Regions from separate parts of the Homo sapiens genome. Here region 1 is linked to region 2. Evidence: chromatin contacts called from ENCODE Hi-C or POLR2A ChIA-PET data. All regions are on one chromosome and are shown on one strand. The core of a region is the stretch at or near the end of the contact, and the rest is flanking DNA. Distances in the headings are between cores, read along the strand shown.

The links. A loop is a pair of places that touch in the nucleus more often than their neighbours do. ChIA-PET counts read pairs that join two places held with the same protein, here RNA polymerase II (POLR2A). Pooled maps may share reads with other maps.
Region 1: a loop to region 2 is called in a map of PC-9, with 7 times the contacts of the local background. The contact joins two enhancer-like sites. A Hi-C loop is called at or near these places in 3 of 168 maps with a recorded cell type or tissue (Caco-2, PC-9 and cardiac septum) and 2 of 50 pooled maps. POLR2A ChIA-PET finds 5 or more read pairs at or near these places in 3 of 52 experiments (AG04450, PC-9 and RWPE1).

Annotation. Positions count from the first base shown.
Region 1 is chr2:217,328,860-217,333,482 of GRCh38, reverse strand. All of the region lies in intron 4 of DIRC3-AS1 (DIRC3 antisense RNA 1), which reads right to left. The region is part of intron 8 of DIRC3 (disrupted in renal carcinoma 3); the gene reads left to right. Among named protein-coding and RNA genes, the nearest start is that of DIRC3-AS1, 48 kb to the right of the region's middle. RefSeq lists an enhancer at 1,503-1,797. Within about 2 kb of position 1,767, at least 8 of the 41 ENCODE cell types and tissues checked have a DNase peak (open chromatin) inside an H3K27ac peak, as active enhancers do; they include PC-9, where a contact is called at or near this core.
Region 2 is chr2:217,287,282-217,292,079 of GRCh38, reverse strand. All of the region lies in intron 1 of DIRC3-AS1 (DIRC3 antisense RNA 1), which reads right to left. All of the region lies in intron 12 of DIRC3 (disrupted in renal carcinoma 3), which reads left to right. Among named protein-coding and RNA genes, the nearest start is that of DIRC3-AS1, 6.9 kb to the right of the region's middle. RefSeq lists enhancers at 1-164, 165-665. Within about 2 kb of position 2,064, at least 5 of the 41 ENCODE cell types and tissues checked have a DNase peak (open chromatin) inside an H3K27ac peak, as active enhancers do; they include PC-9, where a contact is called at or near this core.

The DNA.
Region 1 (4,623 bases), core at 518-3,017, 42 kb before region 2:
CTCCAAATTGGATGTGGTATGCAAGAGAGGGCAAGTTTTGAAGTTCTAAGAGCAAGACAGTTGGCAGCTGTTCTCTGAAGTTCTCTGCTTCATCTCAGAAAGGGCTTTTGGATGGCCTGTGACCATACAATTCCACCAGATGATCTGCTCACTGGCCTGCAAACAACCTGGCCTCTCCATCCTCAATATTTAGCTCCTGCTATTCCCTGTGCCTACAACTTTCCAGAACTTTTCCTGTATTATTCATCTGGGCTTCCGCCTTATATTAGAATTGTCAGGCCTCTGAGCCCAAGCCTGCACGTATGCATCCAAATGGCCTGAGGCAATCGAAAACAACAAAAGAAGTGAAACAGCCAGCTCCTGTCTTAACTGATTGACCAACCTTAAGACATTCCATTATGACTTGTTCCTGCCCTGCCCCAACTGATCAATCGATCGACCTCATGACATTCTTCTTCTGGACAATGAGTCTTTTATGATCTCCGCACCATGTGCCTTGTGACCCCCCTCCTCCGCCAGCAATAGATAACCACCTTTTACTGTAATTTTCCATTACCCACCCAACTCCTATAAAGCAATCCCTTCCCCACTCCTTCACGGACTCTCTTTTCGGACTCAGCCCACTTGCACCCGAGTGAAATAAACAGCCTTGTTGCTCACACAAAGCCTGTTGGTGGTCTCTTCACATGGATGTGCTTGACAAGAATATCAATATTTTTGCCTTCACTTCCTGCTCAACTTCATAGCAATACTAAATTGTTATCAATATGAAAGCAAGAACTACATGTGACTTATTTTTTAAAAATCTTCATCCAATTTCCAACACAGTGCCTTGGGTTCAAAATGGGCTTTCAGGGCGGGGCACGGTGTCTCATGTCTGTAATCCTGGCACTTTGGGAGGCTGAGGTGAGAAGATCTCTTGAGGCCAGGAGTTTGAGACCCACCTGGGCAACATAGCAAGACCCTGTCTCTACAAATAATTTTTTAAAAAAATACCCACACACCTGTAGTTTTATATACTTGGGAGCCTGAGAAAGGAGGATTGATTGAGCCCAGGAGTTGGAGGCTGCAGTGAGCTATGATCACATCACTGAATTCCAGCCTGGGTAACAGAGCAAGTCCCTGTCTCTTAAAATAAAAATAAATGGGCTTGCAGTACCAGAAAAAAAAGGGCCATTACAGTTTGTGACCTAATTCATTCAAAGGGGAGGTCACTCACAATAGGAATTTCACACAAAAGAAGGAAGCACCCCATCACACATTGTAATTGAAAACTGTGGCTCAAGAATCAGCTGGACAGTTTGCCCTTCTAAAGCAGAAATGTTTAGGCAAAGAGGACAAGCTGATTAAAGAGGCAAAGAGGACAAGCTGACTGAAGAGGCAAAGAGGACAAGCTGATTGAAGAGGCAAAGAGGACTGCTGAGGAGTGATGGAGGAGGAAGATATGTAGGAACTTCCCTGAAGCCCTTATGTCACTGACTTGCCAATAAATTGGTTTAAACAACAATAACAACAACAACAAAAGCAACATGTCCAGGCCTAAATCTGATCCTTCCCTCAGACAGACAGTCACAGCAGCATGTAGGCTGGGAGGCCCATTCTGTGCCCTCTGGTATGACCTTAGAGGGCAGGATCAGCAATGAAATCCTGGCTAGAGGAAACAAAGACCATGTGTAAACAGTTCACCTCCACTCCTGAACTACAACACTGTTTGACATAGTTTAAGAGTGACGTTGACCTTCTTCTGCTGGCTCTGGAGCTAGCCAGGAAAAACAGCAAGAAAGGAATGAGAGGAATGAGAGTTAGCAGGTTACTGGTCTGCAAGATGTCCTCAGGGGGGTTTGGGGTTGGTGCAATGGTGAGGGCAGCCAGGGAAGTTCCTAGGCCTATTGTCTTCTGCCAGTGCCCCTGCTAATCGCTGAGAAAACTCCCCTGAGCCACATGCAACGATGAAGTAGGTAACAAATCATCCACATCTCTGCATAAGGCAGTTTTGCCACTGAAGGTGTTATTTTTTTACAGTTGTCTAGTTTAATATCTCTTTGGTAATGACGGATGTGCAAGGAGTGGCAGGAAACTTTACCTAATGGTGGCAGGACAGGGTGAGTGTGTGTGTGTGTGTGTGTGTGTGTGTGTGTACATATCCACCACCCCCAACACATGGGCCCCTCGAGAGCTTCCTCACCTCTCATTCTCCTTTTCAGAAAGTTCTAGACCTGTGAATAGCACATTATGCTATGTTGCTTTATTGTATCACTGTCTATAATGACATAATTCACATACTAGCTAAATCTTTTAGTAATTCAGGATAAGCCTTTTTCTCCCTAAATAGTTGTTAACATCTGGAAGGCTTTACAGCCTTTTCCAGATCTTTTGTGCCCTTTCATGCATGGCATAGTTCTGGGCATATGGGGACTACTCAGCGGATATTTGTGAATAGGCTCATTAAGCAACTTTATTACCTGATATTGATAGAATTCTATAATTTTCACTACACTATGACGTTGAAATGAATCCTAAGGGCTTATAGCCAAATCGGGAGAGACTGTGCACAGCAGTCCACTTCTTATGGCATTCTGTGTGTGCGTATAAGTGGACACACCAGGCCGCGCTGTTGAGTAGATGCGCAGGGGTGGCTGGATGGACTGCCTGGTGACTTTTTCCTTAAGCACTCAACCGAATTGTCTAACTCCTAAGTGGGTGATGAGGCAGGAGAACAGTGTCTGGAGGCAGGGAACCTAAGGCTGTTTCACGCTGACTTCCTAGAACTAACTTGAAAACCCTAACTTTCCACGCCTAAGTAACAAAAGGACCAGAGGCTACTCCCTTTGACCTTTTCTGCCGGGCAGATGAGAAATTGGCTGTCCACCACAAATCAGACTGATTGCAGGTCTAGTCTTTTTTCGCATAGAAATATAACTTTGTAACTTCACCTTAGCCTCTGATTGGTTGTTTTTTGCAACCAATCGGATGTTTGCACAGGAGTGTGACCTTTGTAACTTCATTTCAGTCTCTGGTTGGCTGCTTTCTGCAGCCAATCAGAGTGATTGCCGGCTACCGCTTCATTTACTTCAGGTGAGCATGAAGTGGCCAATGGGAAACTTCTAGGGGGTATTTGGACCCAAGAAGATTTCTGTGTCTGGGCCCTTGAGCCACTGCATGGGTCCGCTTCCACACTGTGGAGTGTACTTTCGTTTTCGATAAATCCCTGCTTTCGTTCTTTTGTTGCTTCATTCTTTCTTTGCTTTGCTGGGCATTTTGTCCAGTTCTTTGTTTAAAATGCCAAGAACCTGGACAAGTTGAAGTCACAACCCTCTACCGGTGACAGTGGCATATGTTTAATGTAAACACAATGTTAATAAGAACTAACATTTATTGAGCACTTATTATGTGCCAGACACATCCCAGGCTCTTTCCATTAATTAAATCCTTGCCACAAACCCTGTTGTTATCCCTGTGTTAGAGAGAAGAAAGGCTGCCCAGCCCCTGACTTCTTGTGAGGTGCATGCCTGTCTTTGAACCCAGGGAGCCTGGATACCGAGCCCCAGCTTTTAATCCCTGAGCTGTTGAAGAAAAATACATTTGTTCATGTTCGTATGTTATCTCTTGATCTGTCTCGAATAGATATGAAAAAAAATTTTTTTTATTTTGTTGTGCTCTCTGACCATAGTGTCAAGCAAGTATAGGGCCAATGTTGGGCACCGGCTTGGGATGTAGAGCTGTTGTTCAGCAGCTTGAATCTATGCACACAGAAAGCATGCTCAGAAAGGAACATATTACCCATTAAAGATGAAATGAGGCTAATGGACTGCTTTTGGGAAAAGATGAAATGTGGTCACAATGAAAGAATAGGGGCATGACCATAATTAATGAAGTAATAATCACTTTTGAGCTTAAATAAGACCTAGTTCTTTGATTACAAGTGCTACCATTTGAAGAGAGCTGGCAGGGCCCCTTGGCCTGTGGTCAATATTAGTAAAACTGTTTCATCTTAATGTTGCAGTTATGCTTGATCAATTTATCTGCCATTTCCAAAGAACTTATGAGGTTTTCTTCTTCCTGTCTTTGTGCTTTCAATTGGTTTTAATCAGAGGCGAGATGCTGATTCAGCTTCTAGTTTGAATTTATTCAGCTGGTGCAAAGATTCCGTGACAGGATTGCATTTACATTTTTATCACTGTCTCTTAAACCTGAATAATTTATCCTGTTCTTGCCAACCCTCCCCCAGTCATCGTACAAAACCAGAAAGGAGTTCTTGCTTTTATAATCAAACTTATTTTGGATGTGCCTGGGTTTTGTCATGGACTTCTGACACCCTCTCTTTTTCATCAGGGCGAAGTTTACAGGAAAGCATTTTCTTTTCTTCCTGCTGATTAATTCAGCTTAGATTTGTCAGAGGTTTATTTGTATGGACTCCTTGTCAAAGCATGTGGATTCTACAACAAATTAACTGGTTATTAAATTAAAGATTTCTGGTTAAGAATCTGTTGTGTACCATGGAGTCTTCTTTCCTGGACAATTTCACTATTTAAATGTGGGAATGATTGTCTTGATATAACCAACAAATTATGTTCATGGAAAGAAATGTTTCCCGTCATACCAATAACTGAGATGTTACTGGTT
Region 2 (4,798 bases), core at 815-3,314:
CACCGAGAGGAGTTCAGCTGGGGGTGGTTGGAGAGGAGTCCAGCCACTGGGCAGCCCAACTCCAGGGGAAGATCATCATCCCATTCCATCCCCAGCTTCTGGGTTCCCATCCATCTGACTGAAAGCCAGCTCCACCACTCTATAAAACCTCACATTCATCCTTCAAGACTGTGTGTGACCCAATTTTTCTGGGACACTGGGCAAGAGCTTGGGCTACAGAAAGCTGTCACACTGGCCTTCTGCCCTTGTAAAAAGGCAGAGGGTCCACTGAGCTGGTTAACACTCAAGCTCTCTGTGGACAGCAAAGCTGAAAGAGCTTTGTAACAGTGGGATTGCAGCACCCATCCCTAGACACTACCATGGGGCTGAAGCCCAAAGCACTCACCCCAGCCTCTGCACCTGCCTGCCTGCTCTCCCTCCCACAAGGGGTTTCAGCAGCAGGGCGACTGAACGGGTGGGCCACATCCTTGTCAAACATCTGGTGAGGGGCATCAGGGAACTTTCCCGTTTCAGTGCCACACATCTACCTGGTGTAATCAAAGCCAGAGTGGTCAACGTTGGAAAGTCTGACCTCTGCTTTTCACCTGTTGCCTTCCATCTATGTGCTGTCATTTTTTCGGACTGAGTCAGCCTTTGTGGTGGAACTCTCTGAGTTGTCAACACAGCCATCTCATGGAAGTGGCTCTCAAAGTCACCTGATGGGATTGTTAATGGAGGAAAGCCTTCTGAGGCCACCCTATAAGTGCAAAGCATGGAGCCATAAATAATCCTGGAAAACTGGTTTGGGGACATACATCAAGTGGCCAAAATTGGGATTCCTATTACTTACCCTTAGAAGTGAACCAATTGGCCCCCAGTGTGACATGTCTCCCCTGCTTTCCTACCCAGACACTTTCCTACCCAAAGCAAGCATGGGGATGGGGGCTACACGTACAATACAATAGGTTCTGGATATCTGTGGCAGATATATGGCAGGTTTAAAAAAAAATCACTCAATGTAAGTCAATGAAGTTACATTAAATTGTTTCCATAGCTCTTGTAATAAAGCCCTACTGAGAAGCAACCCCCTCCTCCCAGATTCGGTTCATATATAATAAATGAATACTGTGATACTGGGGTGCAGGAGAGAGCTGTATGGCTATTCAAATTCCTGTCCTAGAAACATTAAAAATTACCCTGTGTCTTTCAGGGTTTCTAGCAAATGGATGCAGCCAGGGATTACAGATCTATGAGTGATAAGAATGGTCTATCAAATCTCCTTATTGAAAGAAAATAAGGAGGCAGGGGGACAGTGGTGACATGACATGGGAGGGTCAGCACAAAGGGGCCCACAAAACAGATATCAATTCATTCCTCTTTCCAGTGCAATGACTGGATCCCAGAGACTATGTGGTTGGTATCAGGGGAGGTCTTGGAGCAGGGCCTCCTGGACAGGGCCAGGTAGATCATCCTCTTGCCTGTGTGAGGGCAGCTCTGAGCTCCACAAGGCAGATATTGCAATGGTGATCAAAGGGAAATGCTTTAGGTGTCTTTATGGCCAAAAATACATACTCCACAATACTTCTTTCTCTTAAGTCATTTACTATTATTGTGTGGACTCCTCACACAATGCCAATCACTTGTTAAAATTTAAACAATAATGATCATTTAGTTGTTTTGTCCACTTGAAACCCAAAGGTAAATCTGGCTAATGCTGCCTCAAAATGGGCCAGGCATTTATTCGGTCGTTGTTGTCTTTGGGATGGCTTTGTTTTCTGTTGATATTTGGTTTCCCTTAGTTTGGTTTGGTTTAGTTGGACCTGGTTTGATGCTGGTATTTGGGTTCACAAAGCCCATTGCTCTGCTGTCCACTCTTTCCACACGGAATCCTTCTGGCTGAGGCCTGTCTGAACTGCCAGTGCAGGCCCTGGAGCCCTGACTCTGTACCTCATAGAATCTGTCTTCTTTTCAGGAGAGCTAAGTGTTAACATTGTCCTGAACACATTTGCCTTTCAAGAAGATTAATGGAGTTCAGTGTGCAGCAGATAAGCTTGCCTGGGAGGAGCAGGCGAGAGCTAAGCTGTGTCAACACAGCCTAAGGGCAGGAGAGAACCAAATTGATTACTCAGATACTCTCCACCTCTCCCTCCTTCCCCCTTCCATTTTCAATTCTAATACAATTTGATGTCTGTGTATAAATGCCAAGATAGATGGGGAATAAGCTTATGAAATGGCTGCTTGAAGTGCTAATCCATAAGAAATGCTAAAATGCACCCAGAAATGCAGCAAAAAGGATAAAATTGGATTTCCCAGGAGGGCATTCCATGAAGTTGTCAAAGATTATGAGGACATGCCACACTGGGGGAAGGGCTGCAGGTGCAAACAGACAATGCGAGACCCCCAGGGGGCCTGTGAGAGGACTGATGACTGCTAAAATTCCTTTCTGAGGAGGGTGAATCTGTTGATGCTATCATTCATTTTCCAAAGAAAAAGTGCAGCAAATTATTTTGCAAGGAGGGAAGTAGAAAGCATCCAGCAAGGGTCACCGTCCTCCACCCTTTCCCCATGTAGCAGTGACTATCACCTTTCAATAAATTAGAAAATAAATATTTAAAGGAGAATACCAAAGTGCTATCCTGCTAAGGGCAGCTGTATTAAATTGCCTCCAGTGTCTTTTCAGCCTGGAGGCCTTCTTGCTTCTGTAGTGGGTGGGGACAGCTTTCAGACAGATCTGTTTTGACCTTTCCTATAACAACAGCCTCTGCAAAGTTATCATGGATTTAAAACTCCTCCTTACTTGGGATGCCTCCAGTTGGTGTCTCTCTGTTTAAATGACCTAGAGATAGCAGACTTCAGGGAGGTTTCTGGTTCTCTTGAATTTAATAAAAATAGAGATAGATAGCCACTTGCTAGCAGTGTGACCTTAAAGAAGTTACTGAACCTCCTGAGGCTCCATGTTCTCGTTCAGAAATGCATTATTATCTCAAGTTAACAAATGTAAATTATCTCAATTACCCATTTTTTCAGGATTGTCAAAGAATATTAGTAATGTCAAATTATTAAACAGATGTTAGCTACTGCGAATACTACTGCTACTACTAATGCTGATAATAATGAGAATAATAGTGGTGAATTTGCCAGCATTGTGGAACTTATCAAAATTGCACAGGACAATGAGCAATAGTCTTAGGCAGGGGTCCCCAGCCCCCAGACCACAGACTGGTAATGGTCTGTGGTGTGCTAGAAACTGGGCAGCACAGCAGGAGGTGAGCAGCAAACAAGCATCATCTGAATTTACAGCCACTCCCCATTACTTGCATTACTGCCTGAGCTCTGGCTCCTGTCAGATCAGTGATGGCATTAGATTTTCAAAGGAGCACAAACCCTATTGTGAACAGTGCATGTGAGGGATCCAGGTCACGTGATCCTTATGAGAATCTAATGCCTGATGATCTGTCATTGTCTCCCATGACCCCCAGATAAGACTACCTAGTTGCAGGAAAACACACTCAGGGCTCCTGCTGATTCTACATGATGATGAATTGTATCGTTATTTCATTATATATTACAATGTAATACTAGAAACAAAGTGCACAACAAATGCAATGTGCTCCAATCATCCTGAAACCATCCCCCACCCCACTGTGTGTGGAAAAAATTGTCTTCCGTGAAACTAGTCCCTGGTGCCAAAAAGGTTGGGGACCACTGGTCTAAGGTATACATTTCCATCAGAAAATGGTTTCAACCCATTCAGATTATAGTGTTTGGGGAAGAAAAAGACAAACAGATGAGAGACCTTGATGACATCGTAGAAGAGAAACTTTGTACAAGACGAATCTGCAGCTGAATAAAGTGTCTATCCCCTACATAGCCCCAGTGCATGAATGGTTGCTATGGACTGAATGTTCATGTCCCTCTCCAAATTCATGGAATTGGATTCCATGAATCCAATTATGTTGAAACTCTAATCCCCAATGTGATGACGGTATTTGTAGATGGGACCTTTAAGTGGTAACTCAGTCATGAAGATAGAGCCCTCATGATGGGATTCATGCCCTATTAAAAGAGACATGAGAGACCTTGCTTCCTCCCTCTGTTCTCTGCCATGTGAAGATACAAGAAGAAGATGGACATCTACAAAGCAGGAAGTGGGCCCTCAACAGACATTGGATTTACCAACACCTTGATCTTGGCCTTTTAGTCTCCAGAACTGTGAAATAAGCTACCCAGTCTATGGTAATTTGTTATAGTCACCTAGACTGACTAAGACAATGATTATGTGCTATAAAATGCCATGCAGTAAAATATTTTGGCTGGTCGTAGGGCCTGCAGCCCAGTTACCATGGCAGAGTCCCTCTCCTCAACTCTTCCTTTCCCACCCTCTGTGATAGATGAGTTTTCCTCTGGGGTTCAAGTGCTTCTGGCCGGTAAACATGGGTGACCCGCCTTCCCTTTTTATCCATGCAGCCATAGGTACAGGAAGAGATGGGCAGTATGAGTATTGCACACCCAGTGTCTAATAAACTAGGATGTTCCCAACTGATGATAAGCCATAGGACAGCAGAACAAGACTCCTGAGAAGGAACTCACTCCAAGGAAAGGGAAAGTCTGGATTTACAAACTAGACTGTACATCACCATGAGAAAGAAGTAATGAAAACAGTGTGCTGCCTGAGCTAAAACTTGCCTGGATCCAAATGGGCATGTATGTCCTGTGAGCAAAGCGTTATCATTATTTCAAAATAAATGCCATGACCCTTCAACATTCAAGTGACACACAGAGGAGCTTCTCACTACACATAGGTCATGAGAGGGGCCTC